Regions from separate parts of the Homo sapiens genome. Here region 1 is linked to region 2. Evidence: chromatin loops called from intact Hi-C (ENCODE). Cell type or tissue: ascending aorta. All regions are shown on one strand. Each heading gives the region's core, and the rest is flanking DNA. Links, peaks and the distances in the headings are about the cores only.

The links. Hi-C counts contacts between places; a loop is a spot of excess contacts. Peaks named below come from ENCODE experiments on the same cell type or tissue, not always from the same donor. Only the 100,000 strongest peaks of a DNase experiment are listed, where the experiment ranks them.
Region 1: a loop joins it to region 2, with 3 times the contacts of the local background. A loop is called at or near these places in 6 of 110 quality-filtered maps.

Annotation. Positions count from the first base shown.
Region 1 is chr12:47,810,536-47,814,914 of GRCh38, reverse strand. The region is part of intron 1 of HDAC7 (histone deacetylase 7); the gene reads left to right. Among named protein-coding and RNA genes, the nearest start is that of HDAC7, 7.2 kb to the left of the region's middle. RefSeq lists enhancers at 984-1,063, 1,074-1,123 and a silencer at 1,704-1,893. In ascending aorta, for the core only: no CTCF peak of the experiment used is centred there; DNase peaks (open chromatin) are centred at 1,864, 2,674 and 2,954; H3K4me3 peaks cover 3,712 bases; H3K27ac peaks cover 4,000 bases.
Region 2 is chr12:47,750,680-47,755,058 of GRCh38, reverse strand. RAPGEF3 (Rap guanine nucleotide exchange factor 3) reads left to right here. Exons shown (of 28, transcript NM_001098531.4): 3 at 3,090-3,143; 4 at 3,230-3,336; 5 at 3,539-3,660; 6 at 3,843-4,011. It also overlaps a transcript of SLC48A1 not described here. Among named protein-coding and RNA genes, the nearest start is that of RAPGEF3, 6.0 kb to the left of the region's middle. RefSeq lists enhancers at 1,279-1,573, 2,058-2,599. In ascending aorta, for the core only: a CTCF peak has its summit at 1,919; DNase peaks (open chromatin) are centred at 1,508 and 2,250; H3K4me3 peaks cover 1,626 bases; H3K27ac peaks cover 3,444 bases.

The DNA.
Region 1 (4,379 bases), core at 242-4,241, 60 kb before region 2:
TAAGAAGGAAATGAACTGGGCATGGCAATAAAGAATAACAAGGTGGGACTTCCTTTGATAGGGTGGCCAGGGGAGGACTGCCTAAGAAGGTGACATTGATGCCGTCTCCCACCTCCCCAGGTTGGAAGTGAGCCATCAGAGCCTCTGGAGCCGTGCTTGTGAACTCCCTGGATGCAGGTGGAGGCCCTGGGCTGACCAATGGCTAAGGGTTGGAGCTGAATTGCCAGCCTCTCACTTGGCATGGAAGATGGCAGTCTCCTCCCCTTAAGCAGCCCCAAAGGTTGGCAGAGGGGAGAGCAGAAGGGGGAGCTGCACAAGGCCAAGATCAAAGCCACTCCCTTGCTTGGGGAGCACCCTTTTTCTTCCATGGGGCTGAGTCCAGGGCCCTGTGGCCATACTGAATGTTGAGAAGGAGGCAGCATCTCCCCAGGAGCTCTCCTGTTTCACCTTCCTCCCACCTCCTTCCCTTCTCCGCCATCTCCCCAGTTGGGGAACTACTGTGCCAAGTCCCTTCCCTCTGGTCTAGCCTGCTGCCTCTGTGGCCACTTTACTTTACTTGGCTCAGGAATCACCAAAGAGAGGGGGTCAAGGCCTAGAGGGGACCTGGGCCCTGGAAGAGAGGACAGAACCAGAAAGGAAGGCTGGGGTTGGGACCAGAGAGGACAGGGCTCAAGGGAGGATGGAGGCTGGGACAGGAGAGGCACACGGGAAAAACCTGAGCCCAGATGGCCCTTTGGCTGGGCTCTCCAGAGTCTCTCCTGGGCCCTTGGAATCTGCTGCCCAAACTGGGGGAGACTCTGAGACCAGAGGGCCAGATGGGGCTGATTCAAGACACGGGCTCTACATCAGCTGGGAGGAAATGCCCCTGTCTGGTCCACCTGCAGCTCTACGCTTCACCCCTCTCAGGAGGTTAACTTTCACATCAGCAACTTGGGTGTCAGGTTCCGGCTCTAGGCCAGCAGGCCTCAGCCCCTCTCACCTCCAACCTCTTCTCCCAGGAAGGTTTTTCTGGGGACCCAGAGCTTCAGGCTGCAGGAAGGTGTTGCCTGGCCCTTGCCTTAGATTATTGAGTGTCAAAGGAGCCCTGACTCCAGGTCCGCTTTTCCCCCTGCACACTGCCAAGGCTGCCTTCCACCCTGGGCCTCTCTGGAGGCTGCTCAGTGCTCTTCCCGACTCCCAGGCCTTCCCGCCCAAGCTCCACAGCCCCCACAGCAGGATGGGGAGGGGACTTCTCCTCGTCAGGAAGGCCCTGGGCTAAGCTCACCATCCCCACCCTGTCTCCGCACCACTTCCTTTTTCCTCCATCTTGCCTGCAGGGATTGTAAACCCTGGTGGTCAGAAGCTTTGGGCCTATAGGGTCAGCCTCTCACCCTGGGGATCCGTAGGGGAACTCCAATCCCCTTCAGTTCAGCTTCCTCCCTGCAGGACCCATTCCAAGGAGCCTAGCTCTGGCTCCTGAGGTGACCCCAGCCCAGAAGTCCCATTCCCCTCTACCCCAACCCCCAGAATGGCAGGAGGAGCAGGGCAGTCTGGGAGTGACAGGTTCGGAAAGAGTCTGGGGTGGGGGAATTCGGCGATTGGGCTGTAACCGTCTTGTTTTGCTTGCCCCACAAACCTGCACGTCCGGGACGTCCGCTGCGCCCTCCCAGGCGCGTTCAGGTTATAGAACTGCTCTCAGAATGACAGGCTGGTGGCACCCGGCTGGGGCGGGGGGTGGGGAGGTGAAGGGGGGAGCCCCAGGCAAGGGGGAGCTGGAGGGTTAAAAATAGCAGCAGCCTTGTTTCGGTTAGCAAATGTGGAGGCGGGGAGCTGGAGGCGGGGCGGGCGGCGGACGATGTTTGCCCGCAGCGCAGGGCTGTGCTTCCCCTGGGTCCCGGGAGTGAGTCACGGCGGAGACGCTGAGGAGGTGCTGGCGCAGCACCCCACCCCCACCGGGCGAGGGGCTGAGCGCAGGCCTCGCCCCCCAGATTCCAGCGCTGAAGGAGGTGTGACTCTCCCTTCCAGGCAGCCGGGGCCGCCTTGAGAGTGAGCCAGGGGCATCGTGTGATAATAGGGAAGAAATGTGCCATTCTGACGCCAGAGATCTGGGTTTGAATCTTAGTCGAAAGGTGTGGGATCTTGAGTAAGGATGCTGATGGCTCTGAGACTCGATTTCCTAGTTTCAAGTGGGGCTTTTCTCTGTGCCCCACTTAGTGCTTAAAGCACTCTACAGATGTTAATTATCGCCTTAGACCCTACTGTATATATGGCAAAGCCTGGCAGGAGAGCTTCCTGTAAGGACGCAGAGGGAGGAATGGGATGGCCTTGGCTGAGTCTCGGTTTCTCCTGCAAGTGTGATTATGGGCACATTTTGCTCTGTGCCTCCACTTCTTCATCTGTAATGTGAAAATAATTACAGTTTCAACTTTATGGAGTTGCTATGAAGATTAAAGGAGATAATGTAAATAAAGTTAGCTCTGTGCCTGGTATGAAGTCAGGGCTCACTGAATATTCATCATCATTATTAATGTTATTGTTCATATTTTTTGAAGGTCAGGGATAGGGAATGTTGCAGACACGAAGAACAGAAACTGGGCCTAGCCCCAGTTCACAGAAAAAACCAGGCCAAATCCCTGTTCCAGATTCCTCCACCCATCGCGGCCTGGAACAGCCAGAGAGCTGTAGCCAGAAGTCATAGGGTGGACCCCTGCTTCTCTTGTTCACTCCCTCTCCCAGCCTCTCCCAGTGAGGCAGGGCGAGGAGGGACCCCAGGGCCTTGAAGCCAGCTGGCCCTGGAGAGGGGCTGCTGTGCCAGCTTGGGGAGGGTCTGGGATGGGGCTGCCCCTGATGGCCCTGATGTGGAGTACCTTGCCAGCATCTGCTGGGGTGAACTTTATTTTAGCCCTTCCCTTGTTGCTCTTATGAAGAACAGAGGAGGGGTGGGCAGGTCAGTGATGTCAGCAGTGAGTATTCCCAGCACAGCGGCTCTGGAAGAGGCATGAGGCATTTCTTTCAGGAAATGATCATTATTCAGCCAGAAGGCATTCATTAAGTAAGTCCTGACTTTGTGCCCAGCTCTGTGTTATAGGCCCTTGGCGAGACTCAGGAGGGGCAGAGGACGCTAGGTTGTAGATAACACGGAACCTCAGAGGATATATGGTCCAAGAAGACCCGGGGGCGGTGAAAACCCTGTGGACTAATGCTCACGGGAGCCCGAGGTCACACTTTGACTTTGCTACCATGGGCTGTGTCTATGTACGTATATATGCTGCGTAATTATTACAGAGGCAGTCCATGTGCATTGTGGATACTCAGACAGGACAGACCAGCAAAAACTAAAAAATAAAAAACATCACAGACGCATCAGTCAGAGATCACTGCACATCTTTCCATTTCCGTATGTGTCTTTATGTGTTGTAATTTTTATGAAAATGAGATTACTCTGCATATACTGTTTTTTCAGTCAGTGATTTCCACCTTCCATTACAGTAAATTTTCATCTTAACGGAATTCCCAGTTGGCCAGAAATTGTCCTTACAGCTGGTTTGTCCAAATCAGTACCCAGGACCATGCCATCTGTCTGTTGAGTGACCTGAAGGCAGTGTAAGCACCCTAGCTGGATTTGTGATCTGGAAAAACCCCTTCAACCAAGTCTCAAGGGCAGCCTGGCTGCAAAAGGGAATCAGGTCACGTGGAGAATCTGCCCACTAGACTTCTGCTGTCTTCCAAAGTAATAGGCAAAAGGAGGGGGATTCTAGGGCACCACTGGGATGGGACCTCTAGGGTATTTACTGTCATTAATGTTAATGTGGCATCCCTGTGAGTGTCAGGATTCACAGCTTGTGGCTATTCACATCCGAGATGCCTCAGTTCGGTTTGCCTGGTTCTTACTGAGTGCAGACCAGGGTCTCCATTGTGGCTTCTGCCTTCCTCTGCCCCAGATCCAGGGATGCTGATAGCCGTGCGGCTGTGTTCCTAGTCCCCAGAAAGTGGCCCTGAAGGTAGGTGCTCCCTTTTGCACTTGTGGGTGCTTCCAGCGCTTCCACCTGCCCAAGGCCTGCCCGTGAGTGAGAGACAGAGATAGAGATAGAGAGAGAGAGAGAGAGAGAGAGAGAGAGAGAGAGAGAGAGACCTTTTCCTCCCAAGAGAATTTACCCCCGAGTACCCACTCTGAGGGTGACTTGCTCTGGTTATGCAACCCGCATTTTGTAGAGGGCTTGACAGTTTCCAGAGAGCTCACGCAGCGTTTGATCCTCTGTGGCAGCCCTGGGAGGTTTGCTTGTTTAGTTATACCCTGCTGGAGGCAGCTAACAGGAAACACTGTAAAGTGTTTAAATGGTACACTTTAAAATGGTAAAATGTACATTTAAAAAGGAAGGGAAATAGAAGATGAAAAAGGA
Region 2 (4,379 bases), core at 96-4,095:
CCCCTGTCCCACCACAAGCAGCCCTAGCTTGACACCTTAGCTATGGCCCAAGGGAACTGGTCTGACAGGTCCCCAGGCTGTCTGGCTCTGTGCCTGTCTCTCCAGCCCAGCTCTGACATTCAGTGACAGGGAGTGAGGGTGGGGCAGGCCACAGTGCTGGTGCCAGGGGAGTTAGTGCCTCCTCTTCCGCCCTGAACCCTTTCTGTTCAGGAATGAGAGTGGGGAGTGGGTGAGGAGGACCTTCACCTTGACTCATATCAGCTGCTTCTTCCCAACTGAGAACCCTGAAACTGACATGACTAGCATTGTATTTTTTTGCACTGTGTCCTGGTAATAGGGCCCATCATGAAATAATAACATCTGATCAAGTCAACTAAACTTACTAAGTAGTTACTATGATCCAGGCACCATTCCAAGTACTTTATATTATTAACTTTTTGATCCTCATAACCCTTTGTGATAGGTACTATTCATATCATCAACCCCAGTTTACAGATGAGGAAACCGAAGCACTGCAAACTTCAGTAATCAGCACGAGCTCACACAACCAGATGGTAACGCAAAAGCTAGGATTTGAACCCAAGCATCTGGCTGCAGAGCCTACACACTTGACCACTGCCCTTGAATAGCAGCCCTCTCTCCGCCCCATCCTAGAAGGTTGGCAGGCACACAAACATCCTGGGGGCACAGAGAGGGTAGAATAACAAACCTGTCTATCTTTGTCTAACCCAGTGGTTTCCAAACTTACTTGCCCACAGAACTTGCCTGAAGGCAGAATACCTCTACTGTCTGTGCCTATAGCACAAAGCTGAGGAAACATGGGAATAGGCATAATGGAAGACGGTAGGGCATAATGCTAAGAGCATGGCCTTTGGAATCAGACATAGGTATGAATCCTGGTGCCCTTATTGACCAACAGTTAGGGCAGGTTATAGAACCTTGGAGCTTTCTTTTCTCTAGCTGTGAAATAGGAAACAAATACCTACCTCTGGGGTCAGCACCAGTAGCAGAGTTATTCAGTAGAATCTTACCTTTCTAAATAGTTGTGTGATCTCTCTGGGCTTTTGCTTTCCTTGTCAAAATGAGAGGGATTCCTTAAAGTCCCTTCCTCAGTGCTCATGGACTAGGGCCATTCTCTGACCTGCATCCTCATCCCCTGGGGGAGGACAGGAAATGACCAACCTGGCCACGTGACCCAGCACCACCCCTCCTAATGTGCCCTCTCCCAAGTCAGAATAATACCAGGAAGGGGGCTGGTGCTGGAGCCTGGGTTGTGGGCTCCAATGGGAGTTGGGGCAGGGACTGGGGCCACCTGGGCATTTTGATATGAACAACAAGTCATTAGCACTCAGGCACTGTTTGTTCCGACACAGGGGGCTGGCTGGGTAGCATTCCTGCCCTTCCTCCCTTCCCTGGCTCCTCCTCCTTCTCATTTCCTGTCGTTAAGTCTCCAGGGCTCTGTGTCTGGCACTGGGCTGGGCCCCATGACCCGGGCAGGGATACCCTTGGGACACCTAGTGACTTCCGCCCAGCCCTGGGCCAGGCGCCTGCACATGCCAGACCTCAGGCCTCTGCTTGGGCACGCAGTGCCAAGATGCCTGTGCCCAGGGCCCTGCCAGCACCAGGACTGGTTGTACTGCAACTCCCCAGCAGGTCCTTTTCAGGGACCTGAAGCCAGATGGGAAGCTAGGAGAGAGGTGGCTGGTGAGGGGAGAGGAAAGGGGCAGGTGGGGTGGGTGTAGGGAGACTGAGAATGGGAGCACTTCTGGGTGGGAACTTGAACTTCTCCACAGCTGTCTGGCTGTCCGAAGTATGCGCAACTGAGTTACACAAGGTACCTCACCTCCAGGCTTTTATTTCCTTGTAAGTGACAGAGGACAGACAATGCCTGCTCTGCCTATTTCACATCTGATCCTATTTTACATGAGATCCAATGAAATCAAGGGGGCGATTGTGCTTTGTAAACTGTAAAGTGCTTTGTAAACTGTAAAGTGAGCCCTTTGAGAGGGCTCGTAGATGGTAGAGCATCCTGTCCAGAGATGTCCACAAACCCCAGATTCTCAGGTGGTAGGAAGAGAAGGGTCGTGAGGGGCTTTCATGGCCATTATTCCAGGGCGTACAGGCCCGGGAGTTCCAAATGGCTTGTTACCAAGGGCAGGGAATCCTTACTAAGCAGTGTTTCCATGATAAAGTGCGTCTTCCTGAGCCAGTCCTGTGTGCCACCAAGGACTTATTCACTCTCGCAGGGCACAGGCTAGCAACATCTCAGAGAAGAAAGACGCTTTCCAGCAAGCAGCCCCACCCTAATGCCTCACAGATGAGTACTAGCTAACATGTGCATACAACTATATGCCAGGCAATGCTTTAAACATTCGATGTGTAGCAACTCATTTAATTCTCCCAAAACCTCATGAGTCGGTATTATTAGTGCTTTGTAGATTTTACAGTTCAGGAGACTCAGGTAGGGAGGGAGAGGTTAAATCATTTGTTTCAGGTCACATCTGCCATCAGTGGGGAAGCAGAGATTTTAATCCAGGAGCCTGGCTCCAGGGTTTGTGTTTTGACAACCAGGCTGATCCGAGGCCCAGAGATGGCAAGACACCTGCTCATGGGCCTGTGGAAGGACACAGAACCTGGCTGGGGATCAGGTCTGTGACCCCAGCCCAGGAGCGGATGTTCCCAGGCCTCCTGAGCTGCTCACATCCTGGCTCCCATCTCCCAGGTCTTCTTATCTCATGTCCTCATGCTCCTTCCAGCTCCCTCACTTCTTTCCCCCAACAGGGGCAGTTCACCTGGGGGCATGGGCACACCTGGGCCCTGAGTAAGCAGAATGGGTGTCTTAGGGCTCTCAACTGTAGGGAGGCAGTCCTTGAGTTGGGTTTGGTGATCAGGATGGCAGGGTGGGAAGAGGCGATGCCCGGGGCACAGGGTGCTGAGTGAATATTTGTTTATTTGCTGAAGGAGTGGCCACATGGATGCATTTGGGGTTGGGGCCTAGGCAAGAGTGGGAGTGATGGGGGAGGGGAGGTATCCAAGAGCTGGGCTTGAAGACCTCACACTGATGTGCACGCTTTCCCTGCTGCCCCCAGACACCACTCACCAACAGCGAGGAGTCCCTGGATTTCAGCGAGAGCCTGGAGCAGGTAGAAGCCTGGGCAGGGTGGAGCTGGGACAGGCAGCACCATGAGGGGTTCAGAGCCTGAACTGCTGTGCCCTTCCTCCCTCTAAGGCCTCCACAGAGCGGGTGCTCAGGGCTGGGAGGCAGCTGCATCGGCATCTGCTGGCCACCTGCCCAAACCTCATCCGAGACCGGAAGTACCACCTTAGGCTCTATCGGTGAGTGGAGGCCCTGCTGCCTCCTTGCCCAGCCTCACTGCTTTCTCTCCGTTCCACTTTATGTCAGGCACCTGGGCCTCACCCTGCTTCTAGCACAGGGACGAACCAGGCTTGGGCCTCAGAGGGTGCCTTTCTAATGCATAGTTCCTCCCTCTCCCTGCCACCCTCCTTCCACTGGCCTGTCCCCTTCTACCTTCCATAGGCAGTGCTGCTCTGGCCGGGAGCTGGTGGATGGGATCTTGGCCCTGGGACTTGGGGTCCATTCCCGGAGCCAAGTTGTGGGAATCTGCCAGGTGCTGCTGGATGAAGGTGCCCTCTGCCATGGTGAGCCCGAGCCCAGGGTGGGGTGCCCCGGGCTGGGCTGGGCAGTGAGGGGGACAGGACAGGGCAGTCCTGGGAAGCAGGCACTACTTGGGGAGTGCTGAGGGGTGGCATCGCAGTGGGGTTTCATACCCACATAGCCTCAATTTCCTCTCCTCCCCCACGCCTGGGCCTCTGCCCCCCAGTGAAACACGACTGGGCCTTCCAGGACCGAGATGCCCAATTCTACCGGTTCCCCGGGCCCGAGCCCGAGCCCGTGAGAACTCATGAGATGGAGGAGGAGTTGGCCGAAGCTGTGGCCCTGCTCTCCCAGCGGGGGCCTGACGCCCTGCTCACTGTGGCACTTCGAAAGCCGTGAGTCAGAATCCCTGCACCCCGTGACCCCAGGCCTCACACAGCACTCAGATTTCACGGTTTCTCAGATTGATCTCTGGGGGCATCCCTTACCTGTTGTGGAGGGAAGGGAACCTGGCTGGCCCAGAAGCCCCTGGCGCTGACTGCCACGGACTCACTGTGTGACCTGGATCCCTCCACACTCCCAAACCCCCCCAAGTCAGTTTCTTCCTCTGTAGATGAGGATGTTGGACCAGGGGGATCTCTGAGGACCCTTCCCACTCAGAGACACAGTTGTGGCTGAAAGCAAGTGGGTTTTGGAAACTGCAGTCCGGTGGGTCCAGGTTCAAATTCCAGCTGGACTGGCTACTGGCTGGGTGACCTTGAGC